Regions from separate parts of the Mus musculus genome. Here regions 1 and 3 are each linked to region 2. Evidence: chromatin loops called from intact Hi-C (ENCODE). Cell type or tissue: left cerebral cortex. All regions are shown on one strand. Each heading gives the region's core, and the rest is flanking DNA. Links, peaks and the distances in the headings are about the cores only.

What was found. A loop is a pair of places that touch in the nucleus more often than their neighbours do. Peaks named below come from ENCODE experiments on the same cell type or tissue, not always from the same donor. Only the 100,000 strongest peaks of a DNase experiment are listed, where the experiment ranks them.
Region 1: a loop joins it to region 2, with 4 times the contacts of the local background. A loop is called at or near these places in 3 of 42 quality-filtered maps.
Region 3: it touches region 2 in a loop (2.2-fold over the local background); 2 of 42 quality-filtered maps call a loop at or near these places.

The regions. Positions count from the first base shown.
Region 1 is chr7:49,972,137-49,979,719 of GRCm38, forward strand. It overlaps Nell1 (NEL-like 1), which reads left to right and starts at 3,214. Exons shown (of 20, transcript NM_001037906.2): 1 at 3,214-3,307. The coding sequence starts at 3,253. In left cerebral cortex, for the core only: CTCF peaks have their summits at 2,504 and 3,704; DNase peaks (open chromatin) are centred at 2,123, 2,572, 2,813, 3,613 and 2 more places; H3K4me3 peaks cover 2,409 bases; H3K27ac peaks cover 1,344 bases.
Region 2 is chr7:50,481,132-50,488,714 of GRCm38, forward strand. All of the region lies in intron 13 of Nell1 (NEL-like 1), which reads left to right. Among named protein-coding and RNA genes, the nearest start is that of Nell1os, 91 kb to the right of the region's middle. In left cerebral cortex, for the core only: a CTCF peak has its summit at 4,381 (motif pointing left); a DNase peak (open chromatin) is centred at 4,374.
Region 3 is chr7:50,248,988-50,256,570 of GRCm38, forward strand. Nell1 (NEL-like 1) reads left to right here. Exons shown (of 20, transcript NM_001037906.2): 10 at 654-727. Among named protein-coding and RNA genes, the nearest start is that of Nell1, 280 kb to the left of the region's middle. In left cerebral cortex, for the core only: no CTCF peak of the experiment used is centred there; a DNase peak (open chromatin) is centred at 4,365.

The sequences.
Region 1 (7,583 bases), core at 1,274-6,273, 510 kb before region 2:
CCTTTATGGTATGACTGACTTGTAAGGGCAAGCATGGAGGCAGTGAGGACACCCAGAAAGAGATAGGAATGAGTTGGAGGGTTGGGAGCCCCGGGGCTGCTGAGAAAACCACCTTTCCTCACAGATTCTGGCAGGGTTTTATGATTTACCTGTAGGCATAGGGTAGTTGTGGGTTATTTGATTGGGCCATGTGGTGAAGGCCAGTGCGTTCTCTTAGAAGTTGTCAGGAAACAAGTTTGGGCAACCAGAAACCAAAAATCCTTACTTGGTCATCATTACAGCCATCACTAAGGAATTTTCCAAAATATATAATTCACGTACTCCATGATTTACCAAAGTACACAATTCAATGTTTTATATATATAGTGATATCTCTGAGAGCCATATACCCATCAACTTTTTACCATCATGATTTTATGGTTCCCCTAAAGTAAACCCTACGTTCTTTAGCCATCATTCTCCAGATCCTCCTCCTACTCACTCCTCATCCAGAGGCAGCCACTCATCAGCTTCCTGTTTCTATGCATTTGTTTTTTTTCTGGAGACGTCACAGAAATGGACTATATGCCAACAGAAATCCACTGGGCCTATTCTCTGCTGGACCAACAGGTCTACCGCCCGCCCCTTCCCCACGTCCCCACTCAGGAAAGCGTGTACTTACCTGAGTGGACTGAGGTCCTTAGTTATCTAGGGAAGATTTATGAGCTTGTTGAGATTAACTCTTGTTACTGCTAATGGCTGCGAAGCTGCAGAGCTACGACAGAACATATGTCTCACTTAATTTTTTAAATGGAACACGCTGAAACCCTCATCCCACAGGACCAGCTACACAGTCTTGACGATTAGGGTTCAAAAGATACAAGTCCCCTGCTGGGACCACTGTGCCTCTTAGGGCTTCTGGGATTTCTGAGATCAAGAAAAGGGGACTAGGAAAAGCACTTCAGAGCCCCTAAAGGCCATAGAAGTGCATTTATACTGAGGGAGAGTTGAGGGTGGGACATGGTTCTCACAATATATAGCTTGGCATCCGGAGTCCTTACTTAGGAGGCCCAGTGAAACATGGGAAATCTAGTTTTCTGCAAGGGGTGTGTGTGTGTGTGTGTGTGTGTGTGTGTGTGTGTGTGATTTTAATGTTGGCATCACGTGCAGCATGCTCCAGGAGGAAGAGAAAGCCTCGACTCTGTAATGAAGACACAGGAGGAAGGGTCTGCTCTGGGGCCAAGTTGAATTTTGAGAATTTTGGAGAGTAAAGGGCTATGGAGACAGATTAGTTGGTAGACTGCTTGCCCAGGATGCACAAGGAAGCAGGTCCCATCCCCAGCACTACATAAACTAGGTGGCCCAGACATATAACCCTAGCATTTAGGAGATGAAGGGACAGGAGGTTCAAGGTTCAAGGCTAGCTCCAGATACATAACAAAGAAAATATTTGGGAGCTGAAATAAAGTTCAGTTGACACAAGGATCCAGGACACATGTCACAATAGATTGTAATTTCAGCAGCAGTGCATCCAACATTGTCTTCTATCTTCCAGGGGCACACACACACACACACACACACACACACACACACACTCTTAAAAGCTGGAGAGTTAAGCCTTGACATCCACTCTGTAATGGCCCAGTTCAGCTGCATTGCAGTGGGTACTTCTCAGGCTGATTTATCTTTCATGATTTCTTTCTTCACCTGCCGGGGAAGGTACGAACGGGGAGCAAATGGGCAAGGGGGTGTATACAGAATGTCCTGAAAAATAGGATCAAGGTCAGAGGACCATGTAGGTTAAGACCTTTCCTCTTCATAAACTGTGCAACTAAATTGGTGACCCCCCACTGGACTCCTGGGGTCAAAGGTATGTGAAGTAAAGGCCCTGGGAGCACAGAGGATGGGCAAATGCCAGAGAGAAACCCTGGAAAGAAAGCAGAGCTCTTTTGTTGAACTCTTTCCCCCCCCCCCCCTCTGGGATCTGGGAGGTTGTTATGAGTTTAAGTATCTCAGAGTAGTATTGGATGTTGGGGGAAGCTGGAGCCATAGATGGAGCCACAGGACAAGCTGGGGTGCGGGAGGCTTCGAGTCACATGGCATGAACATGTAAGCTGGAGGTACTGACCTTTCAGGTTCTGTGACTGCATCATCTCTAGATAGACTGAAGCACACAGTACAGGGACCCTAGCGGGGCGGCCCCAGTAGCAGAGGGTACACTAGACAGGAGAGACTCCTCTGCTTGTCCACTGGTCGCCAGCAAAGCCCAGCTTTTCTCTCTACAGAATGGTGTTCCAGTAGGGGTTTCCAAAGAAAGGAGAGAGAGAGAGAGAGAGAGAGAGAGAGAGAGAGAGAGAGAGAGAGAGAGAGAGACCGAGACCTAAACAGCGGGTTTTGGAGAAAACCATCCAGAAAGTCACACAACAGCCAAAAAAAAAAAAAAAAAAAAAAAAAAAAGGTTTAGAAGGTTTAGAACTTCCCCTATGTGGCAGCATTTGGCCTGTAGAACGAAGCTAGCAAACACTTCTTAAATTCGAGCCATAGATTGCTCTAAGCTCAGGGACTCCCACCTCAACACCCTCAACCAGCACTCTTAAAAGCTAGTATCCAGTCACAAGAGCCTTTGGCTGGGACTAGACAGCAAGTACAGGTGGCGGTTGGGGACTCAGGCATCATCCGTCCCCTGCCCCCTCCTCCGCCCCCACCTGCTCCTCCCCACCCACTTGCTGGAGCGAATCGGTAGTAGTTATTTCCCAAGGAGGTGCTGGGAGCACTTCTCGACACCGCCTAGGTCTGGTTCCCCTAGGGAACAAAACCCACGCACGCAGGCTGGGCGGCTTCGGACCCGGCCTGGATGAACTGTTGCAACTTGGGCAGCCCGCAGCGCGGCGCAGTGGCAGAGGCGGGGGCGTGAAGCCGTGAGGCGCGGGTAGCCGGGATCCTTGCATCTCCGGAGTCCAGGAGGCGAGCGGAATCCGCACAGACTCCCAGGGCAACCTGCGGGAGTGGCGGAGCCCCGCGCTCCCGCCCTAGCTCAGGGGGAGCGCAGCTGCAGCAGGGTTTAGGGCCCCAGCCCCGTGCCACCGCCACCCGCGGTGGAGGGTGGGCTGGGGGCGGGGCAGTCGGGGTTGCTTTCCCGGGCGCCGCCGAGCCACCTCCCCTGCCGCCCGCTAGTAAGTTTGGCCGCTTCGAGCCCACAGAGCCGCGGCTTTCTGAAGCATTGGTTTCTTGCTGGCGTTGGTGCGCCCTGCTTGGCGGGGGGCCTCCGGAGCGATGCCGATGGATGTGATTTTAGTTTTGTGGTTCTGTGTGTGCACCGCCAGGACAGGTAAGCAAGGCTGGGCATTAAGCGGGATTTGGGGGAAGGTGGTGGTGATGATAGTGCTGCTCCCGACTGCTGTAACCCGGGATTACTCTGTCTAGGAGAGACTCGGAACCTATCTCTGACGGGCTAGAGAAGGGCAGCAGAGTGCTTGGGTTCTGATTGCCCAGCACAGCTCGGGGTAAAAGCGCTAGAAAAGATGCCCGGGCGAGTGTTCTCTTCCCCGGGGACGCAGCAGCGGGCATTCAGTATGCGGGGTGCGGCCGGGTGGTCGCAGCCTTGTGTGGCTAGCAAGCAGCTTCCCGGTTCTAAGGAGTCAGAACCCGCTGCAGCGTGGCCAGAGATCCTACATCCTTGAACTTGCAGGGTGCGGTGGCCAAGGGTGTCCCCGAGCCGCGGGAGTTCCACCCGCAGAGGGAGCGCGTGCGGCAGGCAGGCGCGGCCAGAGCCGGGGGAGCCAGACGGCGCACGGGAGAGGGCTGCGAGGAAAGGGGGGACCCGCGAGCTCTTCCGTGGTTCCCACATGGCTCCCAGAGGGAACTCCAGGAGTGGTCTCCTGTCAGCTCCCTGCCCAAACAACTAAGCGAACAATTATTAGGAGGTAAATTGGACCAGTGGAGACGACAGAAGATTTTCTCAACCTCTAAACCGTGTTCCTCCTGCTGTCATCCAAGATTGTGGGGTGGGACCCGGGGCCAAGGAAACTGGCCTGATGACCAAGTCCCTATAGAATCTGCCTGCTGGAGGTGCGGTTGTGATGACCCTGAGGCGCACTCCACTCTTTCCTCTTCCACGGGGTTCCCTGACTCCGGGTCCCTGGGGTTCAAGAATGTAGCCTACTTCACCAAGCTTGCAGTAGTTGTCAGGAGGCAGGGGCGGGGTTAGGAAGGGTAGGAAGCAGATCAACAAGGCAGACAGGGGAAGAGATAGTTCTTGGTAGCCAGACATCAGATTCATTGCCCACAGACTTCGGATCCCTAGAATGGACGCATAGGCATTCCCTGTCCCCATGTCGGCGGCCCTCCAGTACCTTCATTCCCCACTCTAGAGGTTCAGTCTCCTTCCCAAGCCAGACAGCTGGTTTACGTTTAGAGGACTGAGGAACACACCCCTTCTTTAGTCGACTTAAAAAGTTCCCATCCCTTATGCCCCAGACTCCCCACTTTGGCAGGCAGTTAGGGGTCTGTGAGCTTCTAGCCTCCCCTCCCTTACTTCCCAGGACCGAAGTGGACTAAGGTTTTCCTTTGCCTAATCCCAGTGAGACGGGGAAACCTTTCTCTAGGGACAAAAGAACCTGAGTGTCTTTCCGGAACTCCCTTCGCAGCCAATAGACCCAAGGCTAAGTGGCGCTTACTACAGTTGCTCCTTGCAATTAGAACTAGTTCCAGGAAGATGAGGACATGGCCTACTAGTGCTGGGCTACCGGTGGGGAGGAGGAGAGTGTTGCTGGGGACATCCTACAGGGAAAGGGAAGATAGGGAGAAGACAGATGGCGAAGGAGCAGCCTGATGACCATTCCATATCATTCCAGATTAGGACCCAAGTGCTTACATCCTTTGTTTTCATTACTCTTTTGAAGAGTTGCCAAAAACTGCTCATGAGCTTCAGGCTGAGTTTCCACTATACTTCAGTTTCTGACGTGAGGTCTTCCCCCCTCCCTACAATCCTAGCTCCCTTTTACATCTTGAACAGTGGGTGGCTTATTAGGTGCCACACACACACACACACACACACACACACACACACAGAGAGAGAGAGAGAGAGAGAGAGAGAGAGAGAGAGAGAGAGCGCACGGGAGAGAGAGACAGACAGACAGAGACACACACACACACACACACACACACACACACACACACACAGAGAGAGAGAGCGCACAGGAGAGAGAGAGAGAGACAGACAGAGACAGACAGACAGAGAGAGAGAGAGAGAGAGCGAGCACGGGAGAGAGAGACAGAGACAGAGACACACACAGAGAGAGACAGAGACACAGAGAGAGAGACAGAGACACAGAGAGAGAGACAGAGCTGACTGGAGAACTTAGAGCTTTGCTGAGAATCTTGGTAGAAACCAGAAAGCATTCTTGTTACACTGTGTGATGTGGGGGAGAGGTGGGCTGTGAGAAATTGGGGTCATGGGAGTGAAGTTCTGGTTACATGGTAGAGAGGATGATCACCTACCTGTAAGGCTTTGCCCAGGCAGTGAGTTGTGTGAGTTGTGCCTTGATGGCTCTGGAGGAATAAAGTGGAATGTAGTCAGGCCCCCCAAAAAACCCTGGACAAAGACAGAATGGATCTAAGATGTAGCTCCCCAACCTGTCCCTAAGCTTGGTACAAGGCCAATCCTTGTGCTTCCTGGTAGCAATTACTTGATTGCCTGAGGCTGCATATTTTTCATACATAAATTGTTGGAAGAATTAAAGAAATGGAAGAAATTATGCCTTGTGGGTTTGCAGTTTCTTGTAGCTGGAGAGAGCATTGTGTTCGGTTTCTGGAAGCAGCCCCTTTGGTTTTGCCCAGGAAGCCCCATCTCCATCCCTTACATCCATCTTTGGGTTTAGAAGGAGGCCGGCTGGAGATTACTGTATCAGGATCCAAACAGCTGCTTAGAGAGTTTATTTGTCAAGTGAGACAATTGTTGTCTGGGACATTACCAGTCCTAGATGAAGTAAACATGTGGCCCACTTAGCTACTCAGATATCACCAGCTTTTAATGGAAATGAATAGATGCTATCAGGCACATTTTAATTAAAGCAAGACTGCAGTGCAGGGGTAGCTTCAAAAGGCAGGTGTTATGAGGAAGCTGCTCATATCACTCTGGCCCAGAGCACCTCTGGAGCACAGAGTGGGGGTGGGGTTAGGGGTGGGGGTGGAGGTGCCTGTTGTCTTCCATTCTGGGATTTTCAGGTACATTGGGGTAGATGGATGGGCAGAGTAGTATCTATGAAAGCATCCTTCATCCACCAGTTTTCTCCTGTGTCTTGGAAATGCCAGTAGTATGTGCTCAGTGCTTAAGCCTTCCTTGCTTTCCAGTTTTTTGGGGGGGAGGGAGGTTGTCACCAGGGTAGAGGATAAAGGGTATACCCAAAATATCAACACCCGAAGGTACCCACTCAGTGTCTCCTGCTGCACCCTGCTGGGAAGGAGGGATTTTTCTGTTTGAAGCAATTTCCAGGCAGTTCAGCCTGAGCATCCCCCACCCCAACCCTATCAAGCATGTGCCAACTGGTAGAAGCATAAAGTCTATTCTTCAAGAACACCACTTTTCAAGGTATTAAGAAGAGGTCAAGTGGCCATACACTCCTGTTATTAGAGGAGGTTGTAGAGTCTTTCCAGTGTCACTTTGCTCTGCATCCATGAGAAGGATTAGATCTGAAGTGAGTCAGGCCAGGACTCTGTGCTTGGAACGTCAAAGGCAAACTGAAGGGCTTTGGGCTGGATCTCTTCTTGGCCAAGGCTGAGGATCAGCCAGCAGTGGCATGGACAACAGCAGGTATCCCAGCTAAAGTGAGTTCTGAGTACCAGATCAGACCTCAAGTGCCTCTGTCATGTTCACGGCTGCTTCCCAGGCTCTGAAAATATCATCTCCCCGGGAGCTTTTTACTCTGCTTAATTCTAATGCCCACTTTTAGCCATTTGTAGAGCTGTTATGTCAAAAGTAGAGAACTTTAATAGAGTTTCCTAGGAAATGGCAGGAGCTGGCTGCATGGCCAGGAGACAGAAGCTTGGGAATAAAACATGTTTGATGGAGCCAGCATCTCACATGATGCAAGGATCAGGAGGGGTCACGGAGATGGCTCCTTATTAATGGGTTTCCTGATTCCCTATCCCATGTGCAATGTGTTATTCTATCAGCATCGGGCATCGTCCTGAAAGGAACTAATTAAAGAGAGAGAACAAAACTGCATCTGGAAGCCTAATTGGTTTCTTTTTTCTGTTTGTATGGTGTGTCTTCACATAAAGAGCAAAACGGTCACAGCAGTGAGGAGAGCTGCCCAAGCTGCTTCCTTAACTTCTGTGGAGTACAGGATCAGGGCTGGCATGGTCTGGAGAGTTAGTCTTATGAGCGCATGTGACTGAGACCCCAGGCGAGTATCTACTGTATGTAGCCTGTTGGTGAGCTCGGCTCCCAGACCTCGGGTGTCAGGGAGGTGACACTGACCTTCCTATGGAGGAGGAGACTGAGGTTCTCAGGAGCGATACTTCTGCCTAAGAGCACATGCACCAGCCATTTACCAAGTTCCTGGCCAGAGAAAGACCAGCTTGCAGGTCCTTTGAGATTACCT
Region 2 (7,583 bases), core at 1,361-6,360:
TCAGCAAATGATAACTTTGAGTGTGGTTATTTGAAATAGAACTGGTATGGAAAGAGAACATCTAAGCAGCTGAGAAATAAGGTCTGGCTGTGCAGTCTTTAATCAAGTCAGATGCAGAACTGGGGGCGATAACACTCTTGTTTGGGGTTTAGGAGCCTGAGCCACCTAAGCCACAAAGAATGCAAAGACTAATGGTGCCAAACTATTTCTTATTTATTCAACTATAGAAAGATACAATGCAAAGCTGGGTTTGGGACTCATGTATTAGTTGTGTTGAATAACATAAATCTAGGAAAAGACCCCTCCCTTATTGGAGGACCTTGTCTTAGATAGTACATTCCTTGGAGCAAAGTCAGGATCAGGAGCCCCATCATCGTGCAGCCTCATGATTCTATTTGAACTTGGGACGGGGGGAAGGGTGAATTTTATTTATCACAGTTGTGGAGGGGGTGCTGACTCTATTTTGTCTCTAGTCCTTTTCTGTCTCTTCTCTACTCTGCCAACAAGGTTTAGTTCAGGGTCTTAGAAAGAGGTTTACAGAAAGTAGCATTCCAGAATGTCCTCTGGTTCTGTATCTATTTCTCTTGGGCAAGATAAGCTAAGAGACTCTGTGTTGAGCTTCTTAGCTCATTCATGAGGACAAGAATACTGATCATCAAAGGTTGTCACAAGAATCAAATTATATGACACATGAATGCAATTATCTTGTATAATTCCTCGAACCCAGAAGACATTAATAATTAATGGTTTCCTTCCCTGCTCCATCAACCAAAGTTAGAACGGAAAACAAGAATTTATCTCCAAATGGATTTGTGGTGAGCCTACGTTTTGGAGTTAGAAGGATATGAATCAGGAGAATCAGAGTTAGGAAACCATCATCACTCTCAGGGCTGAAGGATGAAAAGAGGGGTTGCAGGGCACACAGAAGACAGAGATATGGGGCTGTATGCTGCGACAGCTGGTCAGAGCTGTTCTAAAGCTGTTGCCAGTGGAAGAGGCAGCATTGCTTTTCTCACCTCCTGCCTCTGAATTGAGAGCCAGCCAGCAGGGAACCTGCAAAGGGACAAAGCTCTGGATCCGGCAGGAGAGGAATGGATGCAAAAAATAGAATGTGTGTACGTCAGTGGTCAGTGGAGGATCATCGGTGCTGAAGATTAGAGAACAACAATAGCAGCAAAACATGGCTCACTCTAAGTATCCAGAAGTGCATCTCCCCACCTTCATGGCAGTGAGGCAGGTGGTGGCATGGGCTTCCAGAAATAACACTGAATGCATTAACTAAAACAACACTCCATGGAAACATTTTTTTGCGAAGTTGTAACAGCCCTTGTTGGAAAAATGGCTTTGGTGCCTATGGATATGGGAGATGCTGAGGTAACAGCAGTTAGATTTACTAAAGTTTTCTCAGTGCCTTTAGTAAGGATTATTTTGAGTCACTCTGCAGGGGATGTAGTATGTGGCACTCCTTACATCAGTTTTTGTGGAGTATTTCATGACAAAACTCTCCTTGAAAGGTAATGAAGGAGATTCTCAGCTAGGGATGATGGTGCAAGGGTCATTTAAGACTGTCTTACCTCTGCTGTAAGATACAAGCTGAGGCTTTCTCAAGGTCTTCACATTTAGTAGCAAATGCCTGTGTGTTACGATATTCTTCAATTTCCTCCAATATTTTTGAAAAGGAATGTCTTTGGATTAGTTTGTCATTACCAGCCATAACCTACAGGAGAGTTAAACTGTGCAAATAACTATCTTCAAGCTAAGGCCCCACTGGCAAGCATTTCTCTCTCTTGTGCCTCCTCTGACTGCCCATGTTAACATTCTTGATACAATTTGACAGGAACCTTGAGTGTAGATGACACTGAGACATACAGAAGTTGACCCTGTCTTTGTCATAAAGTCAATGGATCGATTATTGTAAATAGACATACACACTCAAAACACTTGTGGGAAAATCAGGATAGCTTTAGCCAAATACTAAAACCAGTTGTAGAATCAGTGTATTGTAGTTAGCATTAATTGTTAACCCAACACAGCCTCGAGCCATTTGAGAAGGGAGTCTCAATTGAGGGATCCCCCAGATCAGACTGACCTGTAGGCATGTCTGTGGGGGACTGTTTTGACTTTTAATTGGTACAGAAAGGCCCAGGCAACTTCAGTCAGCACCATCCTCTGTGCAAGTGTTCCTGAGCTGTATAGAAAAGCTAACAAAACATGACCCTACACGTAAGACAGCAGAGTTCTTCCATAATTTGGTTATTCAATATTCTAATCCAGATCTTGCCCTGAGTTGCCCTCAGTGATAGGCTGTGACCTGAAAGTGTAGGCTAAGTAAATCCATCCCTCTAAGTTGCTTTTGGTCAGATATTTTTATGACAGCTATAGAAAGGAAACTGGTACAAGGCTATTGGAAGTAATTGTTGGAGTTATACATATGGACAAAAGGGTGTCTTGTTTTGAAGAGGCTTCTGAGCTCCCCAGAACTTAGGTAGACAGAGGTGGGGAAAGAGTCTGGAATTTCATGTAGAATAATAGAATTTAGTGGATTGAGAGGAGGAAGGATTTGGCAGGCATTATGTCTGTTCTTTGGGTTATAGATTCATGGAAGGAAAGGATCAGCTGGTGACTTTTATGGCAAACCCTAAGAGGTTAGCTGGTTTATGAGCCTTCCCTCAACTGGTCCTTGGGCAGCTAATGGACAGTGTGGCTCAGCTTCTCTCTATGGACTATTAGTCAACTTTCTCCCACTGACAGTTAATTACAGGGAATATCCCTCTGCACGTTATCATGTGGATTCATCTGTATGGAGTCAGTAAGTTGGGTTGGGGACCAGTTTGAATTTCCTTTGAGGCGTTTTATTTCTGATGACATATTACCAAAATAGAAGACCCAGCAACTTCTGAGTTAAAGTAGTGAATTTTCTTTTTAAAACAATTGTACATATGCACCTGTAAAGATGGCTCAGTTAGTAAAGTGCTTACAAGGATGAAGACCTGAATTTTATCCCCCAGATCTATGGATAATACCAAATCGTGGTGTCATGCTTTCTTTCACAGTCCTGGTAAGGCAGAGACAAGCCAGTCCCCTGGGTCTTGCTGGACAAGCATCCCAGCTTACTTGGTGAGCTATAAGGCCAACAGAGGTCCTGGTTCAGAAAACAAGGTCGACAGTACCCAAGGAATGACAGGCTGGCCTCTGACTTCCCATGTATGCACACTTCTTCCTGAACATACACATGCACACACACACAGGGATGCATATGCTAGATCCCTATGATACCACATTTCTTTGTATTGTAGCACTTAGGGCTATGCTGTGGTCTTAGAACTTGAATTTCACAACATACAATAGATGCTTGCTCCATTTGGTCAGTTGTCCCAGGGTACCTACTCCACCTTCTTTCTTTCTTCTATATGCCACAGTTCACAGAAAAAACACCAGGGGAAAACCATATAGTTTTTGTTCTAGTTTTACATAGTGACTTTGATTGTACTTATGAAGGGCACCCACCTACTATAGCCACATAGTAGTTAAGAACACAGGCATTGCCTGACATAGGCTGAATTTGGCTGTGGTACTGGTGACCTGACCAGTAAGGGAAGGTGAGACTTAACTTTGGCATTAGGCAACCCCTTTCACAAAATATCATAGGGGTCTGGATCTCCTATTTTAGATTCCCTGCAACCTAAATGAATGACCTGCTCATTGATTATGCATTTGACTTATCATTTTGTCAGATATTTGTCAAGCTCTGACTGAAAGTTAGGTGCTGTTGCTAGGGAGAGAAAGATGAACATGAACAGAGTTCCTGCTCCTGTGGAACTAATGTAGGTGAGAAGATGTGAGTAAGAGGACAGTTTTCACTGTGTGTTTTCTAGAATGACAATTTCAAGTTGTGATAACGACAATGGCCACAACCAGTAATGAATGCTTTGAGGAAAACCAAGCAGGGCAGTTCCAGCAAGTCACTAGGGACAGGAAGAAGGCTCACTGAAGTGGGTTTTTAGCTTATGCTTGAGGATTAAGAAAGAATCCCATACGTGGCACTACAGGATGAGCATATTTCAGGAAGAAGGGGGAAGAGTGACGGACAAAGGTCCTGTGGCAGTAAGGTAAGTGTTGTTGTAGTCTAGTGAGGCCTGTGTAGCAAGGGCATGTTAAGAAGATGCTATAAGGTGCCCTGTGAACAAAAGGGAAGCTGAGTCTGTTGGGTTCTTGCTTTACTTTCTCCTAGTCAGGCTATGTAACTGTCAAGCATCCATTATCTTTTACCAAGATAACACAGTCAAGAAGGTGCTTCCAGGTTGCCATGGGACCTGCTGGAGCCAGGGCTTTCTGCTTTGGCTTAGCATTGTCAGCTTTGTAGTTTTAGCTGAACTGAAAGGCTGCCCCCTAGTGTTGCTTGGTGCACCTGTCCTGTTGCTGAAGGGCTGCAGAGGGGCTTGAGGGACTAGACGTGAAAGTAGAGCCTCTTGCCTTCTCCACACTGTGGGTTTTTGTGTGTTGCTTGTGTTCAAGCATCCTGGAAGGGCAGAAAAAAGCATTGCTAACACTAAATGACCCCACATCCCAGTTTTCTGATATGGGAGAATACTGGGGTCCAGGACCCCCCATTCTTCTACATAAAGATTCTAAATTGATTGATCATATATACAACCCAGATTTAGATAATTTTCTCAAACCTAGGTGAATACCACATGGCTCATCTGTGCAGCCAGGCTGTTCTTCTGGTCTAGAAAGATGCACATTGACATTTTACTGTTGTTTTCTCCAATGATTTTGGCTTTAGAACCAAGATCCTTTATCAAATTAGAGAATTGTTCCTCAGTTGATAACTCAAGAATTTCTACCAAACAGGTAGGTAGGTGTGCGTGTGCGTGCATGCGTGCATGTGTGTGTGTGTGTGTGTGTACATGTGTGTTTGATGGTATGCCTGTGTGCCACATTTATAATTTGTGTGGTTACATTGTGTGGTTACATGTATGTGTGTAGGTGCATTTAGACACAATGTGCATATGGTCCAAAAGTTGTGTGTGTGTGTATGTGTGTGTGTGTGTGTGTGTGTGATTATGTATGGCATGGAATGTGTCTAATTGTCATGTCTATAGTCTGTAGTGATGGTTTCCATGGTGATGCATGTGAATTTGAAAAAGATCCTGTATATCCTTAGCCATTTATCTATAATGGCCTTATTAAGTGATTTTTCCTTCTCTGCACTCTAATTTCTACTGTGAAATTCAGTGTGTCAATGGACTACCAGCCCTGCTCTTCTTGTAGGGATTAGTTAGGATAATACTATGTTCTTAGTTCCATGATCACAGTAAACCCTCCTTAGAAGTCTTCAGATGGAGATGAAATCTTAATGAATTTATGTTACCTTTCTGTGCCACATTTGTATCAGTTAAGTGGAAATAGCATTACTGTTGAACAGTACTTTGGCAAAAGAAAATTAGTTGCTCTCTTCAAGCATGTAAGTAATGTGCTGCAGAAAGTGAGATTCCTGGGTAGGTCTTTCTTTGTTGAAATATTTTTCTTCATCATTTGCCCTCCTTGGATTCTTTGCTCCTGACAGATGTAAGCATATTGTTTCTTCCCAACTTGACTCTGACCTGGTCCACAAATTACTGGGTATGGATACGTGATCCTGGTGGGGAATGAGTTTGGCTCAGAATTTGTGGAACACGGGAATATTTGGACTACTCACCAAGTTTCTAGGATCCTGTTGTGCTTAGCCACAGTTGTGAACATTTTCACCCTGTAAGGAGTGACTGGGGAGGACAAAGCTTTTGGTTTATACATAACGTTTGTGGTCTGGCAGTGGTTGCATCCGAGTGCTTGAGAAAATTTATATTTTAATCTATTTCCTGATCCCAATTCTCTCCTCTCTGTCACTCTTCTTGCCTGGCTGTCCCACTATGGGTTCTTGGCAGGTGGTGTGTTTCCAGTGGACACTGATTAAAGTTGTCCATTTCTCAAAGTGAAGTGTATATGGAACCTTGACCCAGCAGAGACTGGTTTGGCTGAAAGACACCATTTCAAATATGTTTCTGAAAAGTGCAGTCTGCATTTGTTTTCTTTTCAGAACAGTTCTGGAGCTGTTGGGAGTTGGAGGAAATGACAAAGCTGGGACTTGAAATAATGTTGACCTTGATGAAATGCTGGTAATACTGAGGACACTTAGCTGGACAGCTATTGCTGTTTTATCTTATCGAATCCAGTTTTCTGCTTATCTTTAAAACTGGCAGCTATAAAATGGACCTTAAAATTAAAATTCGATCAAATGAGTTGCTTTTTAATTAAACAAAAATATGCAAGGAGGAAATTATATGATTCATTTTCTTTCCAAGAATGAGTCTGAGAATAAAATATCATAGGCATAAGGCACTTTGTATCTTTGTATTATTTTAAGGATATCTATTCCCAGGGGCTTTTACCTAATTATATCTGAATGATATTAGAGTTTGGCCTCAATTGCTTCCCTGCTTTTCTGCATTTACATAGAATTTCTCAAAGAAATCTCAATCATTCCTGGTTGGCTTTCTGCAATTTTATATTTGTTACCTTGTAATACCTTATAGTGACTGTGCAAAGTATTTTTTCTGAAACCCATGTGATGTGTCCTTCCTGGTGAGGCAGATGGCTCGAGGCAGTTGGGACTTTTAATGTTCCTGTTAACCTTCTTAGAGTAGATGGATTTCAGTCCAGGCATTTAAAATGCAATTGTGTTTTTATCAGGTATTTTATAAATCATAAAATTGCTAGTGTGTTAAATAGAATTTTTTTATTTAACCAGATGGACCATTCATTTAGTCTGTCTGAGGTTAGAAGACACGCTTTCAAAAAATGAAAAGCTCAGTTTGGGGTTTTGTGTCTGAATTAATAGTGTGGTGTGGGGTGTGTGTGTGTGTGTGTGTGTGTGTGTGTGTGTGTAAGGCACAGAGAGCTGTTATAGTTGAGAATAAATTAATATTCATTGAAGCAAACCCAAAGCTTAGTGCCTACCATGTATCTAGTCTTTCCTTGACTACACTCCAATCTTGTGGTGGCTTGAATGATAGTGTGTCCCTTCAGCTCCGATATCAGAATGCTTGATCCCCAGTACATAGTACTAGTTTTATGGGTTTAGGAAGTATGGCCTTCCATACTTCTGCTCCAGTCACTGTTTCTGATGCCTCTGCTCTATGCATCATGGACTCTATCCATTTGGAACCATAAGCCCAAATAAAAACTTTCCTCCATAAGTTACCTTGGTCATCGTGTTTTATTACAGCAACAGGAAAGTAACAAAATCCTTATTAACTCTTTAAATAGATGATTACTGAGAACTTGCTATACACCAAGCATGACCCTATGCATAGGCACTGAGAAGGCAAAGACAAGGATACAGATATATCATTCTGTCCTTTTGTATTCCATCACCATTCAGACTTGGGGAAGTGGAATGAAGAAGGGGGAAAAAGAAGCAATATTTACTTACTGTCTACAACTTTTCTAGACAGCTAGATAGCTCACATCACCTTATTTATACTAATTATACATACTAAGTTAATGAGCTAAGTTTTTTATTCATTTTTCTAGGGAGAAAA
Region 3 (7,583 bases), core at 1,274-6,273, 230 kb before region 2:
TCAAAGAAGTTAAACAAGAAGGAAGGCACAAATGAAGATGCTTGAATCTCACTTAGAAGGGGGAATAAAATATTCCTGAGTGTCAGATGGAGGGGGGGGATTGGGTAGGAGAGGAGATGGGGAGGGGAATGGGAGGGTGTTCATAATCAGGTGTGGGGAGGGACAGAAGGGATGGCCAGATGTCCATGAGAATGAATAGAAATCTGCATCTCATGGGGTGAGGAGGTAGGGGCCATCTCCAGGATGAGACAGAGACCTGGGATAAGGTAGGCACCCCGGAATCAATGACCTTAGCTTTGACTCACAGCACTGGGGATATGGAACCTGAAGAGGCTACCTCCTGTAGCCATCCAGGAACTCCAATGGAGTGATAGGGACACCAGCCCACCTACAAAACGTTCAACCCAAAATTTACCCTTTGGCTTTTTTCCCCCACTTATTTTGCTTTGCTATGAAGGTGAGGTGAACTCAAAAGGTCTGGCTGAGGGCTTCAGGGGCTTTGCATGCTCCTCTTTCCATGCCTTACATTGGATGAAGTTTATATCACTTAGACTCAGCGAATCTGTGGGATCTGTTAGCTTGGGAAGGAGACTCTGAGGACGTTTGGTAGCATAGCATGACTAGGCATGAACTGTATTTTTGTTTTCTTGCAGCAAAATGTATCTATGGAGGAAAAGTTCTTGCTGAGGGCCAGCGGATTTTAACCAAGACCTGCCGGGAATGTCGAGTAAGTTTATCCATGGTCCCTGTCATTTCCACAGAACAGAGAAGATAGACTTGTGGTGTTCCTCTGTGGGGCATGTTGGCCTAAGTGGGTCCCTGAGGGGCAGAGTTAATGGGCTGGAGTCAAGGAGGATCTAGACACCAATGTGTGACTAGCTTGCATTCAAGTGTGTAACATGCCTTGAGAAGCAGTCAGTATGGGAAGGATGTGGAAAGGAAAATGAGACAGGAGTTGCTGTAAATGGGGATGTTGACAGGTGGCCCTGAGGAAACGTGATGTGTTGGTGGTAGGCAAGGGAGTAGGTGATACCATCTTGACTGGGCCAAGCTCCACAAGTGGTCAAAGAATGATCTCTTGTAGTTGTATATGTTTCATGCCATCAGATGTACAGTTCTTACTTGGAGTCTCAATGTGGTCGCAATGTTTTGACTGTTGGAGGTAGAATCCTATGTTGACTGCACAAGTCAGGATGTTGGACGCCCAAGATGACTTCTTTATGCATCTCTAAGACAATTGAAACAGACTCTCCCCTTCCTCATGCATGGCTATGTACATACTTCCTTATGGAATAATGGTCTGAGACATTTCTTATGTGGAGAGTACTTTTCCTCAGAACAAATCTACCCAAAAGACCAATGTGAAAGATCCAATGTTTCCTATGACCTAGTCTCCAAAGCTGTGTAGCATCATTCCCTCTTAATTCTATTATTTGTATTTGACTGCTTCAGATTTATTATTAAGGAGGATGGAGAGAAGGCATGGATTCCCAGGAGCATGTGTCCTTAGAGACCAACTATCACAGTAGAGACTCTGATACAGTTTTCTGTGAAAATACCCATGTCCAATTGCCTATACCTTGACTGGCATTTATTAACACAAGTAGCTCATTCCCTGACTAGAAACCATTAGTAAGTAGCAAATTCCTTTGATTTGGTGAAAATCCACCTTTTTATAACCTCTACCCAGTGACCTTACTTTTGATCTCTGGAAAGTATGAGAGTAAGTTTGTCTCCTTTGACAGAGTGGCATCGTGTCAACAGATCAAAAGTCTGTAGTAACATAGACTTCGGTGAAGTTCAGATTCCCTTTGTTGGTTCTTACTAAGAGACAACTGGGAGACAGTGGAAGCAGAAGATTAAGTTAAAGTACCTCTGTCTTTCCATTTTCCCTCTTCTTACCGTGCTCACTGCATCCTAGAGGAATGCAGATGAATGTCAGTGCAAAAGTTGTTCCAGCCTTCAGCTGGGCTGCCTGACCAGACAGCCTTCTCCTCGCCAGCATTAACAGAGAAGACAGCAAAGGAAAAGTACTACTTACCCATGTGACTTAGGGTCCTGGAGAACAAAACTTGAGGCACAGGACTTTTGAGTTAATACTTTACTTATATATTCTTTGTTAGTGATGAGGAGTTGGATCTTGGACAGTGGGAGGAAGGGACAGACAGGAAGGGATGTGGAGGGAAAGGAAGAAGAGAAAAATGTATTGCTATGTGGCCACAGACCAAGGCTGGTTTTGTGAGGTATAGCCAGAGATGCTGAGTGAACTGCTTTGTAGACATCTTTTAAAATGCTTTTTACTTATGTTCTTTTCTTTTCCTCACATCCCAAGAGAAAAGGAAGAATGCTATTTTAAACATTGAACAGAACAAAGTATTTAGAGATTTACTGGGCATTCAAAGAGATCCCAATGAAAGAAGAGCCGAAATCTCTTCTTTTATGGGGCCTAGGGAAAAAGGCTTTCTCCTGGATCTTTCTCTTACTAGAAACATCTTCTAATGGTTGACCCCCTTGAACTCATCTTTGTGTTCCTCATTATCCCTCCCTGTCTGGCATCATGCCTGGCAGAAATGGTTGGTTCAGTCAGTTTGGTGATTAACACAGGTGGGGGTACTGTGATTGTTAGTTGTAAACATCAAAGTGTATAACCTAGAGTCACTTAGATAAAGCCTCAGTTGATAAATTATCTTGATGAGGAAATGTTTTGTTAATTACCCCAGCCCATTGTGGGCAGCACCATTTCATGTGTTAGGCCCTGACCTGTAAGAGCTCGTAAGGCTAGCTGAGCACAGAAGCCAGCAGGCAGGTGGCATGGGGTATGCTTGTCTCTCTCTCTGCTCTTGACTGTGGATGTGGTATTTTAAGTTCCTGCCTTGACCTTTCTGCAATGATGGCCGATAACCTGGAACTGTGAACCAAATAAATAAAGTAAGCTCTTTCCTCCTTCATATTGCTTTTGGCTAGGACTTTAGGCAGCAACTGAATGACACTGGGGCTGGTATCTCTGTACCAATAGATGCTGGCTGTGGATCTTTTGCCAGGATCAATGGTGTAGATGAGATGGCAGTGAGGACTTTTTGTCTCTTTATCAACTAAGAAGCTCCCAGGCCTGGGAGCTGGCATGGTCTCCATCCTAAGACAGGCATGTCACAATGGGGGATGTTAATACACAGAGGAGAAAATGTGGTGCTTGGCACTAAATCTGCAGTGAACATGAATTGTTTTTGCCTCACATGGCCTTGTCTACCTTCCTTGAGTACAATTAAAGATGTCATGGTCTCTGTAAATAGGTTCCATTCTGGGGAGGACAATGAATTTAGATTCTGCCTTTGGTTTCCTCTCCTACCCCAGGGAAAGGTGGGGTGATTAAAATCAATTCTGCCCACTCTCTGTGATCACAGCATAAGCCACAGGACTGACACTAATTAAACCTATTCCTTTTTGCATTTTGAGCAGAGGCCTTGGGTGACTCTCTCCAAAGTCTTCTTTGTGACTACATCCTTGTCATCAGAGATGATCGGAGCATGAAATGGGCAGACATGAAACAGACACTCTGTATTCTTTGGTTCGTTATTACTATGTTGAGGATTGATGAGTTAGAAGAAAATTGGTCCAGCGACCTCTTTGCATAAGCTATATGTGCATGCATGCATGCGTATATATGTGTGTGTGTGCATGTGTGTGTATTCATAGGAATGATTTCACCCTGTTTTGAAAAGTGAGTTATTTCTTGGCTTTCTGTAAATATTTATGAGTTACCCTGTCCACAGAGAAATGAGTCATTTACAATATCATTTAACATTCTTTATGTACTTACTATTTTTTGAGTATTATCTAAGCTAGATAAAACATATCACATTTAAGTATCATAATAACCCTACAAGGTATGTACTACACAGATGTGGCAGTCAGGATTCAGAAGGGCAAGGGAGCTAGCTGGAGTCAGACTCTGTGTATGGCTGGGTAACACACATTCTTAGCTTTTCTGTGCTCATTCCTCTGGCTTTGAATTATTTGTAATAGTTCTTGGTTTTGAATTTTAGAGAGGTACTATGTTCATTTCCTTTTTTGTTATGATAAAATACTCTGGTGAGGGAAGTCATCTAAGGGAGAAGGGTTTACTTTGTTCATAGATTTAAAATATTTTAATTTTTTTATCCTTTAAGTTTCACACATCTATACCATGAGTTTTATCCATTGTCACTCCCTGTTATCCCCACCCTGTCCTGTTGATACCATTCTTCTTTTGGAAAACTTTTGCCTCCTACTTTCATTTCTTTTCAGTGTGTGTAGGAACCACAGAGTTGAATTAGTGTTGCTTGCATGAGTGTGGGTGGGGAGTTATTTAAGGACTGAAGGTTAACATATGGGTGGGTATAGCATTGAAGAAAATAACATGCCTCCTCCAACTCCACCCCCAGCAGCAGGGCCTCGTGGCTCCCTTCCCTGTCCCAGATGAAGTGTTGATGGGTCTAGTCAAATACAGGTCTTCTTCCCGTAGCCGCAGCTGCACTGAGTTGATGAGTGCAATGGCCATGTCTTTCTGTGGCCTACCTCTTCCTCCTCATCCTCCAGCTCTATTCTTCCTGCTTGATTTTTAGTATTCCCTCTAGACTTATCATGGTGGGAAGTCATGGCAGCTAGAACTGGAGGCACACTTTGCCTATAGTCAGGAGGCAGAGAGAGGTGAATGCTGGCCTGGGTCACTTTTCCCTAATTCAATCACTCATGGAATGGTGCTACCTTAAGTTAGGTTAGGTCTTCACACAATCCATTTAATCTATATAATCCTAGGCACTAATGGAGTTTTTACTCTTAAGTGGCTCTAGATTCACTTGAGAGAAAACAGTCTAGGTCTTGTCAAAGTGACCATCAGCATTGACTACCTTTCAGTGTAACTGAGGATACATAGTCAGTCAGGCTAGGACTCACTGCTTAATCAACAAAGGGAAGTTCTGTATAAGACCATAGAATAATGTGGAGGCCAATTTAATGAGTATGTTCAATAAGAACAGAGGCTAGTGGGTATGGACGGGACTGGTCTGCCCTACCTTGCCTTTCTTAGTGTTTGAGCTCCAACATTGTATGGCTTCTATGGTATGTAATAAATCAATTTCTCCCCAAGTCATCCAAAGTGATACACATACTCTCCTGAGAGAATAGAGTATATCCTTGCTCAAATAATGATTGTGTTCTTTGGTTCAGGTGAGGATCCCCTGACAATGAAAGGCAACCTGGATCTCTACCCATTTCTGTCTTATGGGATTGAATTGGAGACATCTTTCGCCTTAATTTTTTGCTTTATGTGTCTCTGCATATATGTGCCTGTGAGGGACAGGTACACTCAGAGGCCAGGGGTGTTTAATCTCCTGGAGCTGGAGCTGAAGTTAGAGGAAGTTGTGAACCATATGGTGTGGATTCTGGCAACCAAACTCTGGTCCCTGCAAGAACATCTTAAGCTTGCAACAACTCAGCTGTCTCTTCACTCCACTATATTATTTATTAGGCCATTTCTTTCTTTTCTTTTTCTTTTTTATTTAGTTTTCAAAAATTTAAGACTATAATTGAAAGATTTCTTTCCTCTCCCCCCTCCATATTGCCCCAATATACCCCTCCTTGATCTCTTTCAAATCCACATTCTCAATTTAATCAATTGTTATTGCATGTATATATGAATATACATATATGTTCCTTAATATAGCCCACTCAGCCCATATAATGTTACTTGTATTTGTGTTTTCAGGGCTGACCATTTGGCATTGGATAAACAATTGCTATACTCTTCTGTGGGGGAGACTATTTCTTCTGCTTTCAGCACTCCTTAGTTGTGTGAGTCTTCATGTAGAATCAAGGCATTGTAGGAGTTTCTCTGTCCACTTTAGCATGTTTATTGGTGTTGTTCTTATTAAGCTCCTATTTAGGCAGCCACACTGATGAGACCTTGTGGGTGCAGCTTCTGACATTACTAGGAGACATGATCTCATAGCAAGCTCCCAACCCATTATTTTTAAACCAAGTTGAGGAAGTCTTCTAACAGTCTTGCTTCCATTTGCCCAATTATCGACTTTTCTGGAACATTTCTTCAGCACAGTGGCAGTTTTCAACTTGCAGATATTTATGTATTGTTAGGAATTCAAGTCAGAGCCTGGTGAGGTGATTTGTATAGAAGTTGGAATGTTTACATTTGAGCACTGAGCAGGCGAGTTACTCTAAAATAGGAAAAGTGGAATAATTGTGTTTTTCTACTAACACAGAACTCAGTGCAGAGGTCACAACATACAACAATCAGGAAGATTTAAAAGTAATGACAGATTACGTTTTACTGGCGATAATTTTCAAAATAGAGTTGAAAAACGTTTCTCCCTGGGCTAATGGATGTAGATGCACTTATCCAACAATAAAGGCAGTTCAGGTTATTTTAAAAATATACCAGTAGGTTTGTCTCAATTTAAACTTTGGAATTGGGTCTTATTTATTAAACATATTAAGGATTGATTAGAATTCCAACTCATTTAGATGGCTCAGCAGGTAAAAGAACCTGCTACCAAGCTTGGCAACCTGAGTTCAGTTCCCATCACACACATGGTGGAAGGAGAGAACTGACTTTGGCACATTATCCGCTGACCTCTACACGGGTGCTGTGTCACATGCATGTTCTCAAGTAAATAAATATAATGGGAAAATATTTTTAAAAAACTGTTAGATGATATAATCAGTAGCTAGAGCAAACTCCTTTTATAGGAAGAAAACATCATGAATGATCACTTTTAAGAAGTGACAATCAAAGTATTATTTAGCAACAACATACACACACACACACACACACACACACACACACACACACACACACACACCCAGGCTGTAAAATTTTAGGTTTAGAAGGAAAATACAAGGAAGTAACTGGAAATCATCTAGAATTTGACCACCCAAAGTTCTTTAGTAGTTTGCATTTTGAAAACAGCTCTAATAGAATAGTGAAACACATTAATTGTCCTAATTTGTATAACCCTAGAAGCTGACTCTGCACTAAGGAATGACCTGTTCAGGATGTATTCCCAGTAGGACCCATTAGACTGTGAGTGCATTGGGCAGGGGGATGGGAAGAACCTGAGCAAAGAAAGAATTCAGACAAAAGGTCACATCTAGCTAGAACCCACTGGGCATTGTGGAGCATAAATCATACCTCAGAGATTGTCCATTCTGTAGTTGCAGGCCTCATATACTGTTCAGCCACGGGCTTTGGGCCATGGAAATACGGGTGTAGAACTTGCAGGTAGCTTCCAGCTTTTCAAATGGAGGCAACAATCGATGTGCCCTCTGTCAGAGGTGAGTCAACATCAGGGTGTTAGAAAAGCATCCAGAACTTGGAGATGGGAGCATAGTTTGGATAAAAAGTATTCAGCAGGTTTTTTGTTTTTTGTTTTTGTTTTTTTTTAAATCTATGTTGGAGGCAATGCACCAGAGCCTCTATCTTACTATGGGATGGTAGGATTGGAGTTTATAATAAGTCATTCATTTCCATTTCCAAACAGTGCAGTTCCAGAGAGCAAGGAGCTTAGTTTCTGTTGCCTTGGAATAATTGG